Regions from separate parts of the Mus musculus genome. Here all the other regions are linked to region 3. Evidence: chromatin loops called from intact Hi-C (ENCODE). Cell type or tissue: left cerebral cortex. All regions are shown on one strand.

Region 1 (5,000 bases), 230 kb after region 3:
CACCTGCTCCCACAAGCCACCATACCCTAGTTTCCTCTAAGCCTCTGTGGCTTGGTCCCAGCATTTCCTGGATGTGGATGGAGACAGTTGGCTCCTATCTGCCTTTCTGATCTGTCTTCTGGCCTGAGGGATGAGATGGTACTGCCTCATAGAACTACAGTAAAGAAAAACCGGAGACAGCACACAGTAAGCAGTGTCGGCATGGGAAACAGTAGGTCTATAACAGAGGGAAGAAATGGGGGTCCCACACTGCAGTGAAGCCTGCAGCAGGAAGGAGTCCAGGATCCGGCTCTGGATCTTAGTCTGGGAGAGCTATCAAGTCTGCCTGAACCTCTTTCTCTTCATTCCTGAGGAATGCTGAGTATAGCTATATACTATGGGGGAGGGGCCAGCACCTAGCTGGAGCACAGGCTAGACCTCTCCTCTGTTAGCAAGGACGGGCATCATAGGTCAGAGCCAGTTCACTACAGAATGATGGCTATGTGTCCTGTGAAGTCACAGATACCTTCTTGGAAACGGCCTTAAAAAATAAAAAGTATGTAGCCCTTGCTGGCTGGCCAAGAGCTCACTATGCAGAGTAGGTAGGTTAGAACTTGCAGAGACCAGAGCTGCCTCTGAGTGCCAGGATTAAAGGTGTGCCTATTGTGACTTTGGAATCACAACTTTGCACTCAATAACAAAACTAAGATGTCTAAGATTCCATGAGCAGTGGAGTGTAGCTGGATCAAAGCAGTGCTTAAGCTTAATTCCTATTTAACTTTTAGAAAGCACTGGTGTCAGTTAAAAATGGTAGGATTCTTTCCTGTCAGCCCTCCATGTATGATGTGTGGCGTCATCTCCATGAGCTCCCCAAGTACATGAGAACCAGTTCTCAGTCATCCATTACATGGCCACAGGACCTTCCTGGCCATGCATACACACATCCCATCCCTCAGGGTCCCATTGCTACTACCATAAGCAACAATCTGACCCCATGTGGATCATATAAGCTGCCAGGAGATAGGACCACAGCAGTGCAATTCATAACAGCCAAGAGGAAGAAAGTGAGGGGATGTGGTAAGAACATACACCACAATAAAATCTGGCTTTAAAAAAACAGGAAATGCTGGCACATGTGGCAACATGGATACTGGTGAGGACATCTTATGGAATGAAAGAAGCCAGCCTCAGCACACACTGTGGTCTATGCTGAGGAACCAGGTACAAAGACAGACCCAGAATAAGAGTTGTAGGGGCTGGGTGGGCTGGGTGTTGGCTGAGCACAGGGCTTCAGTTCTCTAAGATGAAGCGGTTTGGAAAAAGATGGCGTGAAGGCTTGTGTGGCAATGTGGATGTGTGTGGGATCTCTACATTCACACGTAGGGCTGTAAGGGAGCTGGGTAGCAGAATGTACGTCCAGTGTCTGCAAAGCACAGCAAAAAACAAAACAACCACAATGGCATCTGTGAAGGGAGTGGGCTACATTCTTAAAAATAGCTAAAAGAGAGCCAGGTGTGGTGGCGCATACCTTTAATCCCAGCACTTGAGAGGCAGAGGCAGGCGTATTTCTGAGTTCGAGGCCAGCCTGGTCTACAGAGTGAGTTCCAGGACAGCCAGGGCTACACAGAGAAACCCTGTCTCGAAAAACAAAAACAACAACAACAAAAACTAGCTAAAAGAGGACCAGCAGCTAACCGCACTAGCCACCAAACCTGACAACCTGAGTTCACACACCAGAACCCACGTGGGAAGAGAACTGACCCCCATGTCTGTCCTCTAACCTCAACGTGTGAACTACGAGAAATGCACGCACACATTCATGAAATAAAGGAATAAGATATGCCATTTTTAAAAATGTCTAAAAGAGAGAATTTTATGTGTGTTTATGTGCACAGTAAAGAAGATCAGGGCATTACTAGGCTGGTTGGCTTTACTCTTCAAAATATACCCAGAGCCTGCCTGCTGTTCCAGCTCCCAGCCTAGCCCAGGCTGTAATGACTGTTTCCTCGTTTATGACAGCAGCTAGCCATCTGGTCTTCCCAGTCCACCTGTCTACTCTCAAAAAGCAGCCGAAGGATTTCTTAGGGCATGAACTCGGGGGCTGTCCCTATTCCAGAGGATCCTGCAGAAGTCACCCATGCCTGCCTGCTCTGCCGCTGGTTCTTCTGTAGCCCCTTCTTTCTGCTCCCAGACTGTGCCAGACACTGGTGGGCACAGGCCATTGCCCCAAACTGTCAACCCTGCCACGGTGGTCCTTCCCAGCCTACTGTCTCCCTTGATCATGTTCTCAGAAGCTCGGGTAGCTTAATGGAGACAGAGATCTTTGTCCTGGTACCCTTTCCCCAGAACCGTGCTGAATATGGAGTAAGTGTTCAGACATATTTGTTGATTAAAGAATCATTATTTCTGAAGGTAGCAGCTCCCCATAGAACCAAGACTCCAGCTTATCAGTATTTTGGACAAGGCTGCCACCTGGTGGCTCTCGTCTACCACAGCAGTCGCTTCCCTGAGTCCTGTTGACTTGAGAGGTAGCTCTTGGCACAAGGACTCTAAAAGTTCCTTACTCTGCAGCTCACATTTTGGGGAGAACACACACATATAAAGGGCACTTCAGGGATAAGAGGAAGAAGATCTAACACACTCAGATCCACAACATAAAGTCCAAAAGTGAGTGCTCAAGGTGGACATGTGATAGTTCAGACCAGAGCCCTAAGTCTGCCTGAGGAAGAAGTATCAACAGGTCTGAGAGACCATTGGGAGGGGAGGCAGGCAGGGGAGCAGATGGCAGGGGAGCAGGGAGCAGGGCTGCAGGTGGTGGGCCAGACCTAGTAGGTGCTCCATTGATTGTTCTTGTTGAAGCAAACTCTAGCAGTACTATAGGGAACAGGGGAAACTGGGCACCGTCTTTGAAAAATGAAAAAGAAAAGATATGAGCCTCCCACCCTACGCTTATGGAAGCAACTCCCATCCTGCCTACCATGTGTCAATCACTGAGTTGGTGAGGTTCAGACTGAGCGTGCAGAGGGGCCTGAGATGTGATACTGGCTAGTTATAGGTTTAGAATCACAGTGCAAGGCAAATCTAAACAAAGAAATGGTGGGCAGGGCAGGTAATAGGCCAATGACCAGATCTACTCACACAGGATACATATAAACTGTCTCTGCACCTGTCCTAGGGGCTTTCCTTGTCCCTGTGACAAGCCCAGCAAGGAGCAACTTAAGGAAGGAAGAATTAATTCCACTCATGGCTTGAGGGTACAGTCCCTCGGGGCAGGAAGGCACGCTCATGGAAGTGTGGGTGGACATGTTGCATTCAGGAAGTGGAGGGATGAATGCTGGCATTCTGCTCGCTTGGCATTCTGCTTGCTTTCTCCTTTTATCTTTTTTCATTCAGTCCAAGACCCCACTTCATCTAGGTGTCTCCTACATTATTCCAATCCAGTCACATTTGATCATGAATATTAGTCATTGCAGTATCATACACACACACACACATACATGTATGTATATATACATACATACACACATATATACACATACATATATATGTATATATATAGTTTAAAAATAAAAAATTAACCAGGAGATAAACTACTATACTTGAAAGAAAACAACAACAACAACAGTACTACCTTCTATGCATCAGAGCAAACAAGTCAAAAGTCTGTACCCTAAGAGTAAATGGCATTAAGACACCTTCCCATGAGCCTCTATGTAAGTTACAAGCTTGCCTAACTTTTAGAGATTATCTACATGCTGGCAGCATTTCCTTAATTTCCTAGAATTCACAGATGAATTTCCAGAGAATTGCATTACGTCTTGCCAGCATGTAAGACGATCTCTCTCTCTCTCTCTCTCTCTCTCTCTCACACACACACACACACACACACACACACACACACACACACAGCACTCATGTTGAATATAAGCAGTAGACGGGCTGGGGTGTAGGTCAGTCCTAGAGCAAACACAGCACCTGAAGAGCATTGGGATCCAGCCTGAGCATCTGTAATGTGCTGAGTCAAATACGTACTAATACAAATGGAAAACGTTACGGGTTAGGAGGACAGATCAAGGGCTAAACCTGTAAAGGGCTTGCCACACAAACATGAGGACCTGTTTCAGTCCTCAGAATCCATGTAAGAAAGGCAGGGATAGCAGGCCAAGCCTGTAATGCATATAAATAGTGCTCACTGGGCACACAGAGGCAGGAGGATCCCAGGGCCTCACTGGCCAGCCAAACCAACAAGCCTCAGGTGCTGCCAAGCTGTCCAAACTGTCATAAGCAGTGTACCTGCTCTCTGTACCCATAGTCATGGTCGCAAGGGTTACCTGTTTGGGATTTTCTCACCAGGGTGCGCCATAGAGAGAGTTATTGTTCTGACTAGTAGCTCCTCAACTACAAGGGAAGTTTACTATTTTTCTGTGGAATAGCCACTTCTTTTTTATATGAGCTACACATTGTTCTGCAGTTTTCTTTATGGGTTTGAATAGTCTTTACAAACTTGCATATATTGTAAATAATCTCTTTAGCATCTTTCAAAAGTATTTTTTTTATTTTATGTGTATGAGTGTTCACCTTCATACATAGGAGTGCCTGGTGCCTGTGGAGGACAAGAGAACCTGTCAAACCCTTTGGGCCTGGAGTTACAGATGGCTGGGCACTGTCACATGGGTGCTGGGGGCTGAGCCCAGATCTTCTGAGATGGCAAGTGTTCTTAACTGCTGAGCCATCTCTCTAGCACTCTGCAGCTTTTTAATGATGGAAGCCACTCTTCATCTCCTTTATCCCCACCACAGGTTAACTCTCTGATGCCTTATTTTCAGAACTTGTATTATGTCTACAAATGTGCTTGTGGTATTCATGTGCATGTGTGATTGCATGTGTGTGCACGTACAGATGGGCGTACAGGTGAGGAGTGTTGCTATGGAAGCCACATGAAGCACTGAATGTCTTCTGTGATCGCCCTCCACTTTTTTTTTTTTTTTTTTGGTTTATTTTTGTTTGTGTTTTTTGTTTTT
Region 2 (5,000 bases), 150 kb after region 3:
TCAAGAAGTGCTATTGAACCTGGGTGACACTGAGTGTCACTGCTCTACAGTCCATGACAAAGGCAACGAACAACGGGCACTGTCACTCTGGTATTAGTCAATTAATCCAGCCACAGAGCACACAATCAGCTCCCCTCATAGAAACCACTGTGCTCAATCAACAAGGAATACTGAACTGTTGCTCCCCACGGAAACAGTGTTGGATTCCTATAGGCTTCTGGTCACAGTTTTCACCATCTAAAATGCTATTTGCACACCAGAATCCCTGTTCCATATGCATCAGGATGCCTTTTTTTTCCCTCTCTACTTTTTGCAATACTGAATTGGTATTTTAAACAATTTTCTGTAGCTTTCTGATCTATGCAACCTTTCTTGCCTGCAAGCATCCTTTCCCTTATGCCTAATCAGTGTATAATGAATGACAGTTCTGCTGGCCCTGGGCTAGGTTACAGCGAATTCGTTTTGTCTCTGGCATTGTGACACTATTGTCCAGGACACTGTCAACTACAGATCTTCATTCCATGAATCTCTAAAGTTCCTTGCTTTCCCATCCTTTTCATAGCTTCAACATCAGTGAAGATGTGTCACTGTGCATAACCGGCATTTCCCCAGCGCATCAAAGAAGCCTAGTGTTAGGATGGAAGAACGACCGTCTCCTCTGTGTGGATATCCTGGACTGCTGTCTGACACTGAACTCATGTTCACCATCACGAAAGCTCAGGCCTGACCAATGTTATCTAACACACCTATTTCTATAGATACCATCACAGCCTTCTGCACCTAGGGACAGTAGACAGCACTTCAGCATCGTATCTGGGAGCATTTCAAATAAAAACCATGAAAAAAAGTACAAGAGTGTTTTCTTTTGTTTTTAAATAGGATTGTTATGTTTTAAAAAACCCACTTGCAGGTTGGAGAGCTAGCTCAGTGGGTAAAACACATACTATCAAGCCTGGCGACTGAGTTTGATCCCTGGGAACCGTGTGGTAGAAGGAAAGAACCAATACCCACAGCTGTCCTCCCACCTCCACAGCCAAAATAAATAAAAGGTAAAAAACAAATATTTTTAAAGAAAAAAGAGATCCTTGTACACAGCATCATAATTCAGACCAGAAAGTAGAGGGTTCTTGAGCTTAATCTCTGCGAAGAACAGAGGTTTTCCTGACTTTCCTCTGACTTTTCACCTCTTTCCATTTTTCCCAAACCAGGAAGGTGTTGTAAGCACCAATCTAGGGATACAAGTATATTCTAGTGAGCTGGTGAATTGGTAAATTCAGGAATGCAGAATCTGTGAGTACCAAGGCTGGCTGTACATGACAGAAAACTTCTCAGGCAACTAAGCTCATCTTTGTAGTAACTAGTGCCCTACAAATCTTTGTTTTTTAAAGTCTTTTGTTACAAAAGCAAAACTAACTAGGTGTGATATTTGATAAGGTTGATTTAGACAAAATAAAGGAAGTTTAAATCTCTTAAAAAAATGTCTTTCCCCATTCAAGGGAGTGAGTTCCTAAAGCCATATACTGATGTGTCTTTGGAAACCAAGCAGCTAACATCTGTGAGAGATTCCCAAATCCTGCCACCAATGGGAACACGCTGGACTTGACCACAGGCACAATGGTTTGCTTCACTCTGAGTAGATCTCATCCATCAGACAGTGCAGGCAACACACTGTTGATACAAAGGCAGTAAATAATTTACTCTCAAACCCTGAAGGCCATCCGTAGGGGAAAACGCCTCCCACAGTCACAGCAGAATTCAAAGACGGCTTGGTTGTCTAGAGGTGGAGGCTGCAGGAAGCTGCACAGGTAGGTACATCTAACCCTTCCCAAATGCACTGCCTCTTTCAAGAGTTGTGGTCTTCTCAGAGATTAATGCTTGTTTTTTAAGTTCTCTTAGGGAGTTGATACAGGGCTCACAAGACAGGCTCTTCTGACACCCTGGCCACCAAACATCCTTAGAAACCCCTTTGTCGCCGCACCCTTTTCAGGCTGACGCCACTTACCTTCCAGCTCACTGATGAGCTGGTTATTGTGTAACTTGACGGCGCGATGCTGCTCCACCTGGTCTTCCAATTCAAATATGGTCTCTTTCATGTCTTTGATTTCTGCGTCACTTTCTGAAGCTTTCTCTTGTAATTTTAGGCTGGTTCTGCTCAGCTGTTCTGCTTGATGATCACAGACTTCTTTCAGGTACGAATAATCTTTCTCCATCTAGAGAAAAAGGAATATTGTGTCAGTTTAACAGGAAAAAAAAACAAAAACAAAAACAAAAAACCACTCTCACAGGTCGGTAGAAGACTTGCTGGATGCCCTGGCGTACGCCACTCCTTGCTGTTTTTAGTCTGGGCACAGCCAAGGCTATAAATGTTAAAAGATGCACAATGTGTCCAAAGGCCTGGATTCTGTGCCCCTTTTTATAAGCAGAAAGCAAGGGCCTCCTAGTACAGGCAACTCTTTCCCTTCCCAGGGCAGAACAGGGAAGCATGAAAACCTGGCCACTCTTCACATTCTCTGCAGAGCAGCGCCCTCTGCTGGTGAGATTCAATATTCCTGCAGCCTGAGCCACAGACAGATCTCAACCTTCTTTGGAAGAATAAAACGTGTAACATAAAAATCTGAATGTTCTGGAAACAGAAAATACTCCCATTAATTTTACCTGCTCAACTTTAATTACACACATAGAAACAAGATAATGATGCACTTGAGCTTAACAAATTTTTCCATATTTGCCGAATCTTTTAATTCAATAAAATGTGTTAATGCCTCAACTTTTCTTTCCATTTCAGCAAGTAACAGACATTGTTTTAAAGTTGGTGTGCGGTTATTCCATGAAGAGTTTCCCATGCTTATTACATATGTGTATAAGTACTTGATAATATATAGGCTTGAACAGGTATTATAAAACTTTACACAACTGGTTGTATGTGTGTGGTGATTTGGAAGTATTACACTGCAGGGTGTAATATGCCTTTGTCTTATACTGACAATACTTATTATGCTATTTCAACATAATTTTAAATGTTAGTACATGCAGATGGATACATATTACAGCAGATTATGTGTGTGTGTGCATGTATCTTCACATGTATGTGGGCAAGTGTGTGGGTGCATGTGTTTGTACAAATGAATGGTGGTCAGTTTGACATCAGTGTCTTCCTTGATCACTCTCCATGATAGATACGGAGGTAAGATCTCTCACTTGAACTCAGAAATTTTTTATTCAGCTAGTCTAGCTAGTTGGTTTGCTATGGGAAGTTCCTGTCTTTACCTCTTGAGTACTAAGATTATAGGCAAGCTATCATTTTACCCCGCATTTACCTGGGTGCTAGGGATTCAAATTCTGGTCCTCATAGTTACACATGCCCACATACATGTGAAAATGCATCTACCACACATACAAATAACCTGTTGTAATATGTATCAATCTGCATTTAAAATTATGTTAAAATAGTATAATAAGCATTGTCTAGTACATAGAATCATCCACTGAGCCATCTACTAGTTGGCACTACATTATTTTAATTACCATATACTGGAAATCCACTGCCTGTAAACCCCACTTTATTATTATTTTAAAAATGCTACAATAAACACTGCCCCTTTTCTTTAGCAATTTAACTGACATTAATAAATAGGTAGGTATTTTCCAGGCAACATAAACTTGATATGCAATAGATTTCTTTCTAATTTTTTTAAGTGTGGGGACTTTGCATCTAATTTTTTTTCCCAGTTGCAGTTCTGGCTGGGGACGCTATAGGAATAGGGATCTGGTCGACTTTATTCACAACAGTACACAGAACCCTCTCTCTGCACATGCACAGTGCTAGGCATGGAGAAAGGACTTAATGTGCATGTGATGAATGGATGAGTAAAACAGTACAAGGCGATCCTGTGATGTTTTCCACTTGGTAGGTGGGACAGGTGAATGGATGGATGGATGGATGAGAATATGAGGAACAACCTCAGGACCAACAAACATCATTTAGCCCGAGCTAAAAGTCATACTTCAGTTACAAAAGCCTGCGGCTCTGCACTGTGCATACATACCACTGCAGGCTGCTGTCAAAACTAAAGCTGCGGAAGTATACCAAAATGGCGAAGGGCACAGAATCTGAAACTAAATGCCAAGATTTAAACTCCAGTTCTACCAAATCAAGATTTGTGGGGTTTTATTTTATTTTATTTTATTTTACTTTACTTTAAGATTGCTATTTGGAAAGAGTCTCTTTATGTAACTTAAGCTGGTTAAGTACTCAAAACTGAAGTTCTGCCTCAGCCCCTAGTCCCGGGACTACAGCATGCCGCACCATACATAGCTGAACCTTGTATTCTTTTAATTCCTTTGCCTCAGTTTCCTTATTTGAACAATGGAGGTTTAATGAAATAATGTATTTACAGTTTATTAGTGACTGGTACAGTTTAACTTTGCCTTATATAGTAACCACTCAATAAAAACTACTTCCTTCTTCCAGAATAGCCTTATGTCTTATGCATAAGTAAGACATAATAATGTGCCGGGCGTGGTGGCGCACGCCTTTAATCCCAGCACTTGGGAGGCAGAGGCAGGCGGATTTCTGAGTTCGAGGCCAGCCTGGTCTACAAAGTGAGTTCCAGGACAGCCAGGGCTACACAGAGAGACAACAACAACAAAAAAGACATAATAATGTGAATCACAGTAAATATAGGTCTATTTAACCATGAGAGTTGGCTGGTGGAAAGTCTTCTATCTTATCACGATTACTTCATAATACATAGAAAATGACTTTTTTAAAAGTTGAGACACATTCTATTTTTTTGTCTTTTTTAAAAGATTTACAGATGGTTGTGGTGCACTTGTAGGTGCTGGGAACCAAACCCAGGTATTCTGGAAGAGCTTAACCGCTGAGTCCTCTCTCCAGCCCTGAAGCCCTACATTTTAGATTTTAGAAAGCTACTGTCTGAAAGGCAGCCTTGGAAGGTAAACTTTGAGTCTTATGGGCTCATGGCTGGACTCCTCAGGCA
Region 3 (5,000 bases):
TGCCTCCTGACCCACAGAGATCCACTTGGCTCGGCCTCCTGAGTGTGGCAGTTAAAGGTGTGGACCACCACACCTGGCACTGTGTTCCTACCGAAGCTGTTCGCCTTTCGTCTTCTTCTCTTCCTGAAGATTACAGGGAATCAGGTAGGACAAGTAGGCATAATTAAAACTCACGAAAAGAGGAAGAAAAACAGCACAGAAGAATGACAAGAGGAATCTGGAACGTGTTCAAGAGAATGAGAGTAAAACTGAGGTAAAGTGACTAAGGAGTTAACCATGTAACGAAATGGACAGAAGAATGACCCCAAAAGACAGGGGTGAAAAGAATGGATCTTCAGAAGACATTCGAGGACGGAGAGGTGGACAGAGGGTCCTGAATCACATCTCTTGCCACAGGAGGATGAGACGCTGGCTTAGATCACTTCCAGCCCTGCAGCCTCTGACAGGGGGTTTGTGTTTTCTCACAGGTACAGGGAGAAGTCACTCAGCTGTCAAACAAGAAAGCACTACTACAATCTGATTTACATTTTCAAACCATCACTCAGGTTGCTACACGGAGAAAGGACTGCGGTTGGGGCAAGAGAACAGGACCTGTGTGAGGAAAACTGGGGGAAAAGAGGGAATGGAAAAAGAGGGCAGGCGATTTGAGAAGTGTTCTGGATTTGATGGCAACTGTGTTTACTGCTGTAACTGGGAATTATCAACAACACACTTTAAGAACAATTATGATTATTTTCTGTTTTTTTTTTTTTTTTTCTCCTCTTTTTTGAGACAGGGTTTCTCTGTGTAACAGAATCCTGGCTGTCCTGGACTTGCTTTGTAGAGCAAGCTGGTTTCAAACACAGGGGTCCGCCTGAGGAACCACTATGATTTTTTAGGCTTAATTTTTTAGGTGATAGAGAGAACACTGTTAAAGCCATATTTGGGGGGAAGGAATTTAAGAAAAAGTGCTTAGTCCCGGGCATGCTAAATCTGAGAGATAGCTGTGGCCTTGCAATAGAGACAGCATGTCAATGACACACTGCAGTCTGAACACAAATCTGGACGTTGTTGGCATTAAGTCGATATTGAACCCGTAGGAAGAGATGAAATAAACCTGGAGGGGGGAAAAAAAGGATGTGGAGAAACAGATTTAGACGCAAACCAATAGGCATAAACGATACTAAATTGCATTTTCGGGGCGTCATTCATAGTCTATGAACAAAATGTCATTCGGCTTGGAGGTTAGCTGATTAAAGCCACCCTCGCAAAACATCCTCAATCAATACGTTTGGACAAAATAAATAAATAAATAAAGGAAATGTGAGGGTCTCCACCTGCACTCACAACTGCAGCGATTCTGCTGCAGGATTCGCTCTGGACCAGTCTGGATGGATCCCAACCTTCCACCCAGGGCCAATCCATCCAGGCCTCGGGAAACCGGAGCAGAGAGCGCGCGCGCCCGGTCGAGCCCCTCACCTTGGCTTGCTTCAGCAGCTGGATGATCTCGGCCTCCGCCTCGTCTGACGCGTCCTCTCCCGGCTGCTCGGCCGTCGCCGCGGGTCGCGAGAACCAGGCGAGAGCTGCGAGAAGCGGCTCAGAGGTCACCGGGACCGGCCCGTGCCCGCGTCCCCGCCCCCGCCGGGCCGGCCCCGCCCGGAGCGCACCGCTCACCTGCCAACAGCGGCAGCACCCCGTGCCCCCGCGCCGGCGCGCCTCGGGTCCGCAGCCGCTCCGCGCCCGTCCCCGCGTCGCCCGTCCGCTCCGGCAGCAGGCGCGCCGTACAACCCCCACACCGCCGGCCCGCGGCCCGCAGCAGGGTTCGACCCAGACGCCAGCGAAGCAACCGGAACATGCCGACGGGTCCTCCCTCAGAGATCCACTAAGCCACGGCTGGCCCGGGACGCCCCGCCAGTCCGCATGCGCGATGACGCATGCTGACGTCACGCCGTCTCGTCCCGCCCCGCCCCGCCCCCGGCCTGCAGGGCGCGTGAAGTTCGCAGCGCCCGGGAGGAGAGAAGACGGGCGGCGTGCCATGGCGGTCGCGCTCCCGGAGGTGGTGGAAGAGCTCCTGAGCGAGATGGCCGCCGCTGTGCGAGACAGCGCGAGAAGTACGGCCTGCGGGCTTTTATTCTTACCCCGCATGGTTATGTCCCTGAAGCCTGGGCCCCTTAAATCGCTTAACTAAATAGAGGGATTTGAGTGACTAGACGTCAGATCCCTGAGTGCGAGCCGGTGTGCGGGAACCCCGGTACTTAAAGAGAGCCACTGGGTACATCCAAGGAGTGGGCGAGGGCTGGGATGCGGAATGGCAGATGCGTAGACAATTTCGAGTTACTCAGAATCTTTATCCACAATCCGTGATGCAAAGTTTAAAAATAATACCCTTGTTTACTACTTTGTTTAGTAAATAGATTTTACTAAAAAACATTCAGGGAGGCAAAACCTTTAAAAAAAAATCGGGAAGTTGAAAATTACTTCTTCCCTCTGGCCTGTAGAGGTCGCCCTATGCCTGTCTCCAACAAAATGACCGACCAAGGATGATCTTTGCTTACTCACCAGAGTAGGAGGATCTACCAAAAGGGGAAAACTAGTAATGAGGATCTACTATGCAGCTCGGCTGGTAAAGAGGCTTGCCTGGCATGTAGAGAGCTGCCGTGGATTCCCCACCACCGCACAAGACTGGGCACATGGCTGTAGTCTCCGCACTTGGGAAGTGGAGACAAAAAAAAAAAAAAAAAAAAAAAAAAGAAAGAAAGAAAAAGGGAAAGTTTAAGGTCAACCTCAGCTACATAATGCTAGGCCAGACTGGGCTGCTGGAGACTTTATCTCAAAAAACTGGAGGTGGGGTGGGGGGTGCTTTTGAAGTGTAGACTAATTAAAGCACTCTCCCCAAAAATAGCCTCTCTAAATGATAGCCAAATTAGAGCACAAAACTCCTATTGTTCATTGATTGTGCTCTGTGAACTGGTTTGAGTTACTGCTTCAATGGGACTAGAAAAGTAAACGAATAGTCTCATTTTGGTCTTTTACGTAAAAGATTCAGCCAACCAGGTATTCAAACATGCTTTGACTTCAAAGAAGTTGTGGGGTGTTAGTCTGTTGTGAGGTCTTGCTTCCAGGATTTGACCACAGATGTTCTGAGATGCTGGAACGAGATGAGTTTTACAGAACAGGGCTGTTGGTTAATCCATATGCCAGTAACTGAAGGGGCCCCCTTACACAGGAGCAGACTCTCAATTCCTGTTTATTTTTCAGTAGAGCAGTTTTCAGTATTGGGTCTGGGTATTCCTTTCTAATCCCCAATCTTCCTTGGTAACCGTGCAGAATATAAGTCCAGGTTGCATGTATATGATTTTGACCATATAGAAGCTATGATTTCCTTTCCTGGGTAACTTGGTTCCCCTGAATTATAACCATCTCGGCTTTCTAAGCTTGTTTAGTTTTCTACATATGTATTTTTACTTGAACTTGAAATTTTATGCCACTATCACAGGTCTCCACTCAAAATGTTAAGGTAAAAAAGACATTTTATCAGTTACATTTTCATAAAGGAATCTGCGAAGAGCCTGCCGACTTCCCTAGTATGGACTGGCTGCTGTCCGGTTGGGCTGCTGCTGTCTTCCTTCAGTGTTAACTGGGAATTCTCTTTTCCCAGTTTGGGTCTTGTGTTAGCACATCCTACAGTTTACTTTCCTCTTGTTGATCCACTTGTGTATTGTTACCTGTCTTATTGTATGCAGTACACACCTCAGTAGGTTTCTGAAGAAGGCATGAACTATGCTTTTGCGGCTTTGAATGTCTGAAAAAGGTTTTTCTGCTCTCACGCTTGGTTAAAAGGTGTTGAGGGCGGCCAGCGGCCCACATGTCTGAGTTCTAGCCTGGGAGGCATCTTGGAATCTGGAAGAAAAGAGGGAACTAGGCGGCACGAGAAAGGATGGAACCAAGACATTAGTCTGATCAAGGTTCAATTTTACTATTTGGAGACACGGGGTTATGAAGAAGGGGGAGGGGCCCATTCCCGCCAAATCATCCTTGGAGTCCAGTTTCAGGTGACCATGTGTTGGCTCTGGAACAGCTAGGTGGCAGGTAGTAGCAGTGGGAGTGGCAGAACGATAGGGTGGCAGGCTTCATCCCCATGCTCTCTTAGTGCTAACAGTCAAACCTGATCAGCCAGATTTCAGGCTGGGGGGGGGGGGTTACAAAAAGGTATTAAGTTTCATGTTGGAAATAGCATATCTTCAGACCTCTGAAAACATTGTCCCATAATTGTCTAGCATTTTGTATCTAGCATTGCTCCTGAATTTTGTCGGTGGCTTTTATTTTCTCTGGGTCTTTGAATTGCAGTTGCTCCTAGGTATCCATGATGGTTAAGATTGCTGATGTACAGTCCCTTTGGTAGGATGGCATGTGACCCATATTCACCTTCCTTTGTACTTTATTTTATGTATATGAGTACACTGTAGCTGTACAGATGGTTGTTAGCCTTCATGTGGTTGTTGGGAGTTGAATTATTTTAGGACCTCTACTCACTCCGGCCCAAAAATTTATTATTATATACATAAGTACATTGTAGCTGACTTCAGACACACCAGAAGAGGGTATTAGATCTCATTATGGGTGGTTCTGAGCCACCATGTGGTTGCTGGGATTTGAACGCAGGACCTTCGGAAGGGTAGTCAATGCTCTTACCCGGCTGAGCCGTCTCACCAGCCCCCTTTGTACTTTAATATGCTTGAAACCATCCCTACATCACTCACAGCTCCTGTTCTCTGCAGTGTCAGTGCTGAGTAGGTAGATGGCATCCTGGGTTGCTTAGAGAAAATGAGAGAATGACATGTTTAGTAGAGGCTCAGAGGTTTCAGGGGTTGGTAGTACTGGTTTCTGTGTGATTTTGTTTGGCCTCTTTATAGCCCAGGCTGGCCTTGCTCCCTGTGCTTGTGCCTTTGGCTTCTGAGCATCCCAGTTAGAAGTGTGTGTCTGACCTTTCCATTTCTTTTTAAACATTCCACGTGTATGGG
Region 4 (5,000 bases), 350 kb after region 3:
AACAGGGCATCAGGTGTCCTCACCTACTTCTTTTGAGTTCTACAGTTCTGAGCATATCTTGCCCAGATTGGGGTCTTCCAAAGCAGGTACAAGTTGTCTGGAGTGGTTATAACTACAGTAAGACTTCCTGAAGTGGGAGTCACAGCTTCACCAACAACCCTTCTTCCTTCCTTCCTTTCTCTATCTTGTATTACCATTGAGATCCTAGGTCATTACAAAGAAACCCAAACCATCCTCTATAAACAAGACATGATGGTGGCAGGATCTCTTGTGGGGTGGTGGTGAGGTGTATGTGTGAAGGATTATGAAAAGTCTTAATTGTAAAGTGCTAGGAACATAGAGAGTACATCACAAGTTCTTAGTAAATAATGATTTCGATTAGCTGACTGCTATGTCTAGCTGTCTGAGAGATAGTGGAAATAATAAAACTTATTCAAGGAACTAACAAAACGAAGCAGTTTTTAAATATACAATTCTGCAGAAAGGGATGCCAGCAAAAAGAAAAGTCAAAAATTTCTGGTGCAATGCTTTGGTACAAGGCAGTGATTTTTAAGGTCCCCCCAATCTGGAGGGGTTTTAAGTTCCCTCTAATTCTATTCTTGTCTCCATTGGCTAGAACTTGCCCCTTTCCCAAATTTCCCATGTTATTGTTTTAGGACACAAAACCTTATCTAATGAATAGTTTGGGGCTTGAGATAGCACCCCTCCTCCTTTTCTGACCATGAGCAATAGGGTAGCAGACTACCTGTAACTTTTTTAGAGTTCTGTGACAAGCCTGCACCAGCCACCAGCTAGGGGGCCTATTGCTTTCTTCTTATCTGTAAATGGACTGTAACAATCTATTTCTCACAGAGAATAAAAGCAACTCCAGAATCTCTGGTAGGGGGGGCTCAAAGAATAAACCTCATTGGAAATTGAGTTGAAAAACACTTCCTCAACACTGATTTATGTTTATTTAGCCTGAGAGAATGAGTAAGGATTCTAGAAATCCTAATGGAGCCAGAGCCCTCCCCTCAACCCCATTGACTTTTTGCTCATTTAAGGGATTTTTCTCACTCATTCGTCTGGTGTTCCTCCTGCCCTGATCAGCTAACCAATAGTTAACAAATACAAAACAGTCTCTGCCAAGACTGGAACTCCAGAAGGGAAAGGCAAAGGAATAATGTAAGACACACCACCCATTCTGCCTAAGAACAGAGTAGATACTCTAACTGTGGATCCTTTGCAAGTGTTGTCTGTGCTCCTAATTGCTAAGCCATCGTTCAACGCCTTGTTTTGTTTTTATCTGTTTGAGACACAGTCTCACCTTGGCCTAAAATTCCCTAAGTAAATCAAGCTGACCTGGGACTCAGTGATCCACTGGCTTCTTTCTGCCTTCCAAGTGTGTTAAAGGCTTTCACCACCAGAGCACCTCCCCTGGCTTGCCTTAATATTCTTAGGCAAGGAAAGGTTTTCAAGGGTGGGCAGTGGGTGGGAATAGGGGAGGGGTATGCCCAGAGTGTAATATTCATTTCCAAATCATCTCAGACCTCCACACCATTACCTCACATGGGGCAACCACAGCCCTGCTCTCCTTTTCAGTTCCTGCCCAGCGTGACCTTGAAAGCTGGCCTAGTTTCCTCCATACCAAGAGCAAGTTTAAAGACTGTTACTAACCTGGAGGGTTTAGTATGGTATCTGTGCACGATGTTATAAATAAGTTTAGCTATGATGGTTTTTCATCATTTAGCAAACAGGCTTGGAAACAAAACTAGCAAACTTATTAACCTGCTCTAATAATATGGTTAAGACTCCAGGCTTTACTTAGTTCCTGTTTTAACACACCGAATAATCAGGCAAGTTGCCGCTTCTGCACTTGTTTTTCCTTCTGTCTCAGGTAGACTTTGCTGATCCAACATAAAAATCAGCAACTGTGTGCATCACGAGTTCCTGGTTCGCTTTTGACAGTAGTTGTAGCTATAGTGGCCATCCATCCAGGGCGCTAAAGGTGGGTAAGCTTTAAGAAAGCCAGAAGATTTATAGGAAGGTGGCTTTCGAATAAGAACGGAAGAAATAGCCCTCTGTTGAGGCTCAGGTTGCTGGCTCTTTCTGTTTTGAGCATCTGTAGGGATTTCATCTGAAAATGAGCCTACCACTCTTTTTCTCCTTCCTTCCTGAGGTCACTTTGAGGGAGGGAGCTTCGGGAGCTACATAAGAGCAGCTCCTCGTCCTGCAGGCTCGCCTGCATCCCCCGGGGACCTGGCAGGGTAAAGCTGCCAAGCAGCCTGCGGCATTTAGCAAGATTCCGCGAAAAGGCTGCGCAGCAGTGCTGGCGGGGGCTTCCCGAAGAGGAGGAGGTTCAGCAAAGAGACGCTGTCATCCGAAGCCTCCAGGGGGAAGGGCTCGCGGACTCGAGGACGCCAGGTCACGTGGGCTGAGCGGGCGCGCGCCCCGGCCCCGCGGGAGGAGGTGCGCAGGAGGAGGCGGGGCCGGGGCCTCCCGTGAAGCCCCGCGCGCGGACGGACCGGAACTCTAAGCGGGTGGCTTGTTGATAACATGGCGGCAGCAGCTGCCGGGGCATCCCGAGGTGGCGGCAGCGCCCACACCCGGAAGAAGGGGCTGTTTTCGGACTAGTGCAGCGGCTCCTGCGGCCCCGGAAGTCCCGGCCAGCTGCTGAATGAGGGGAGCCGGGCCCTCCCCGCGACACTCCCCCCGCGCCCTCCGCCCCGACCCGGGCCCCGCCATGTCCTTCTTCCGGCGGAAAGGTAGCCGAGGGGTCGCCGGCGGGGGGTGAGCCGGGTCTCGGGCAGCGGTGGGGCAGCAAACCTGCAAGGGTTTTGTCAGGGCGGCCGCGAGGCTCTCGATGAGCCGCTCGGCCTCGGCGCCGACACCCGCGGTGCAGTGTGCTGCCCGGGACTCCGCAGGGAAGAAGGTGGCCTCCTCAAGCGAGGTCGAGGGGCATTGTCGCTTTGGGCCAAAAGTGTCTGCTTAAACCCATAGAAATTAACACCTGTTGGCTAAAGAAAAGGTTTTCCTGGTGTGTTTGGTTTCTGGAGGTTTGTATGTGTGTGTGATCCACGCGCGCACTGTGGATGAAGATCAAGGAAATCCCTTTACTTATAGGAAGTCTTGACTTTTCCGAATATTGGGGGGGGGGGGTTATACCTAAAACCACGTGCAACTGTTATTTCTTCAACTAGCGCTATTTTCTAGTTTCCTCTTTTGGGGGCGGGGGTGGAGAGCGGAAGGGGGCCCACTGTTATTCCTAAAATAAAATTTCTTACTACTGAAGTTCCGTATTCAGAAGACTACTGCTTTTGATGATTGAGCAACTTTACTAATTATTGAGACCGTTGCTGCTACTATAAACGAACTACTTAGATTTCGGATGTCCAGTTGTAAAAGCTTACTTAGTTTTTAAAGTAGAGGCAAGGTGATTTTGATCCTGGAAAGGGTTATGGTATTTCATTAAATATACATACACAAATTGATCAATCAAATCTCTTTAGGTGGAGGTGGTTGTATCTCTTCATTCTTACTGAGAAGATGTATCAGACAGACTTTTTTTTTTTTAAACATAACACCAAATCAGACTTGTATTCACGTGATAGCTTTTTCATAAACTCTGTAACCCGAAACAGCCGGTTAACCCACTTTTTTTCCAGCTGAGAATCAGATGATTCCTAAAGGCCTCATAGGACTGAGGCTGTCTGTTGATGCTAGGTGAGGGAATGAATGAAACTGGTAAATAATAGGAAGCTTTATCAGTAAAGTGTCTTAATATCTCTGGAGTTGTTAATGTACCTAGGTTGACAGTGTTGTGGTGCTTGTTTTTTAAGGGGGGGAATGCATTCTAAGTATGGGACTAATTCAAGTTGAACAACAGACTTCTGTCTGTTCATTTAACACACACTGTCGAGTGTCCAGTCTGCCAGACACTGTCTTAGGGTGTCATGAAATAGTTATATGGACGTAGTCTCTGTACCTATGAAACTCATTGATGCTGAAGGCAGGCAATAAATAAGGCCAAAAAAAAAAGTGTGTATATACTTACAAATTGAATGATGTGTAATGAAAGACTAATTTATGAAGAAAAACCTATTTTGGTTGGATGTTAGAAGAATTCAGTATGTAACCTTGAAACGTAAAACTAGAGGATCAGTAGTAGAATGTAACTTTAGAGAGGTCAGGAAAGACACTGGAGGTACCAGGAATAAAGAGCTGGTGCCCTTTAGGAAAGGCAAGGTGGCCACTGTGGCTGAGGCATAGAGAAGCAGATAGGCAGACACCACATTATCGAGAGTTTTATTCCAAATGCAGAGAGAATATATTGTAAAGCTTTTGAAGAGAGGTGACCTTACAATAAAGGGTGATCTGATTATTTGCTTAGAAAGTTTATTCTAGAGCCAGATGCTCAGCAGATAAAGACCCTTGCTGTGCAGCCTAACCATCAGAGTTAGAGCCCCAGGACCCACAATGGTGGAGGGAAAGAGTAACTCCCATTAAGTTGTCCTCTGACCTCCACACATGTGCTGTGTGGTACATCCACTCCCACAAAATAAATAAATGTACTTAAGGAGTAAAAAGATTATTCCAGATGATTTCTGGAGATTGAATGTGGCAAGAGAGCTAGAAACAACCTTTTTGAGGGGTTGGGAGTCAAGACAGTCTGGCTTTGTAGTCCTGGCCTTAGCATTTCCTGTTGAGATGGGGACCTTGTGGACATTCTTCTTCCTCTAATTTAGTATTTGGATTATAGGCATGTATCACCACACCCAACCTCTGAAAACAGCCTCATAAAGATCCTTCAATTTAATTTTCTTTCTTGTTAGAGGTTTATCATATTTCATTAAAAATGGTAAATCTAAAATCAGGAAAAGAGGGCTGGAGGTGGCTCAGCCCTTCAGAACTTATGTTGTTCTTACACAGAACCTGGGTTTAGTTCCCAGAACCTTCATGGCAGCTTAGAACCATCTGTAACTCCAGGTCCAGGGACTCCCCTACTCTTCTCTGGCCTCCTT

The links. A loop is a pair of places that touch in the nucleus more often than their neighbours do. Peaks named below come from ENCODE experiments on the same cell type or tissue, not always from the same donor. Only the 100,000 strongest peaks of a DNase experiment are listed, where the experiment ranks them.
Region 1: a loop joins it to region 3, with 15 times the contacts of the local background. A loop is called at or near these places in 40 of 42 quality-filtered maps.
Region 2: a loop joins it to region 3, with 7 times the contacts of the local background. A loop is called at or near these places in 40 of 42 quality-filtered maps.
Region 4: a loop joins it to region 3, with 6 times the contacts of the local background. A loop is called at or near these places in 11 of 42 quality-filtered maps.

Annotation. Positions count from the first base shown.
Region 1 is chr11:62,045,455-62,050,454 of GRCm38, reverse strand. All of the region lies in intron 3 of Specc1 (sperm antigen with calponin homology and coiled-coil domains 1), which reads right to left. Gm39988 (a long non-coding RNA gene) reads left to right here and starts at 31. Exons shown (of 5, transcript XR_003949695.1): 1 at 31-186; 2 at 1,100-1,200. In left cerebral cortex, a CTCF peak has its summit at 2,458 (motif pointing left); a DNase peak (open chromatin) is centred at 2,453.
Region 2 is chr11:62,125,410-62,130,409 of GRCm38, reverse strand. Specc1 (sperm antigen with calponin homology and coiled-coil domains 1) reads right to left here. Exons shown (of 15, transcript NM_001281818.1): 5 at 2,003-2,210. Gm39985 (a long non-coding RNA gene) reads left to right here. Exons shown (of 3, transcript XR_879913.2): 3 at 563-847. Among named protein-coding and RNA genes, the nearest start is that of Gm39985, 18 kb to the left of the region's middle. In left cerebral cortex, a CTCF peak has its summit at 2,541 (motif pointing left); a DNase peak (open chromatin) is centred at 2,517.
Region 3 is chr11:62,278,347-62,283,346 of GRCm38, reverse strand. It overlaps Zswim7 (zinc finger SWIM-type containing 7), which reads left to right and starts at 1,952. Exons shown (of 5, transcript NM_027198.1): 1 at 1,952-2,090. The coding sequence starts at 2,015. Ttc19 (tetratricopeptide repeat domain 19) reads right to left here and starts at 1,874. Exons shown (of 10, transcript NM_028360.2): 1 at 1,654-1,874; 2 at 1,459-1,562. The coding sequence starts at 1,834. In left cerebral cortex, a CTCF peak has its summit at 2,468 (motif pointing right); DNase peaks (open chromatin) are centred at 1,139, 1,987, 2,186 and 2,486; H3K4me3 peaks cover 2,426 bases; H3K27ac peaks cover 1,423 bases.
Region 4 is chr11:61,927,733-61,932,732 of GRCm38, reverse strand. It overlaps Akap10 (A kinase (PRKA) anchor protein 10), which reads left to right and starts at 2,476. Exons shown (of 15, transcript NM_019921.3): 1 at 2,476-2,744. The coding sequence starts at 2,657. In left cerebral cortex, a CTCF peak has its summit at 2,374 (motif pointing right); a DNase peak (open chromatin) is centred at 2,394; H3K4me3 peaks cover 2,260 bases; H3K27ac peaks cover 2,304 bases.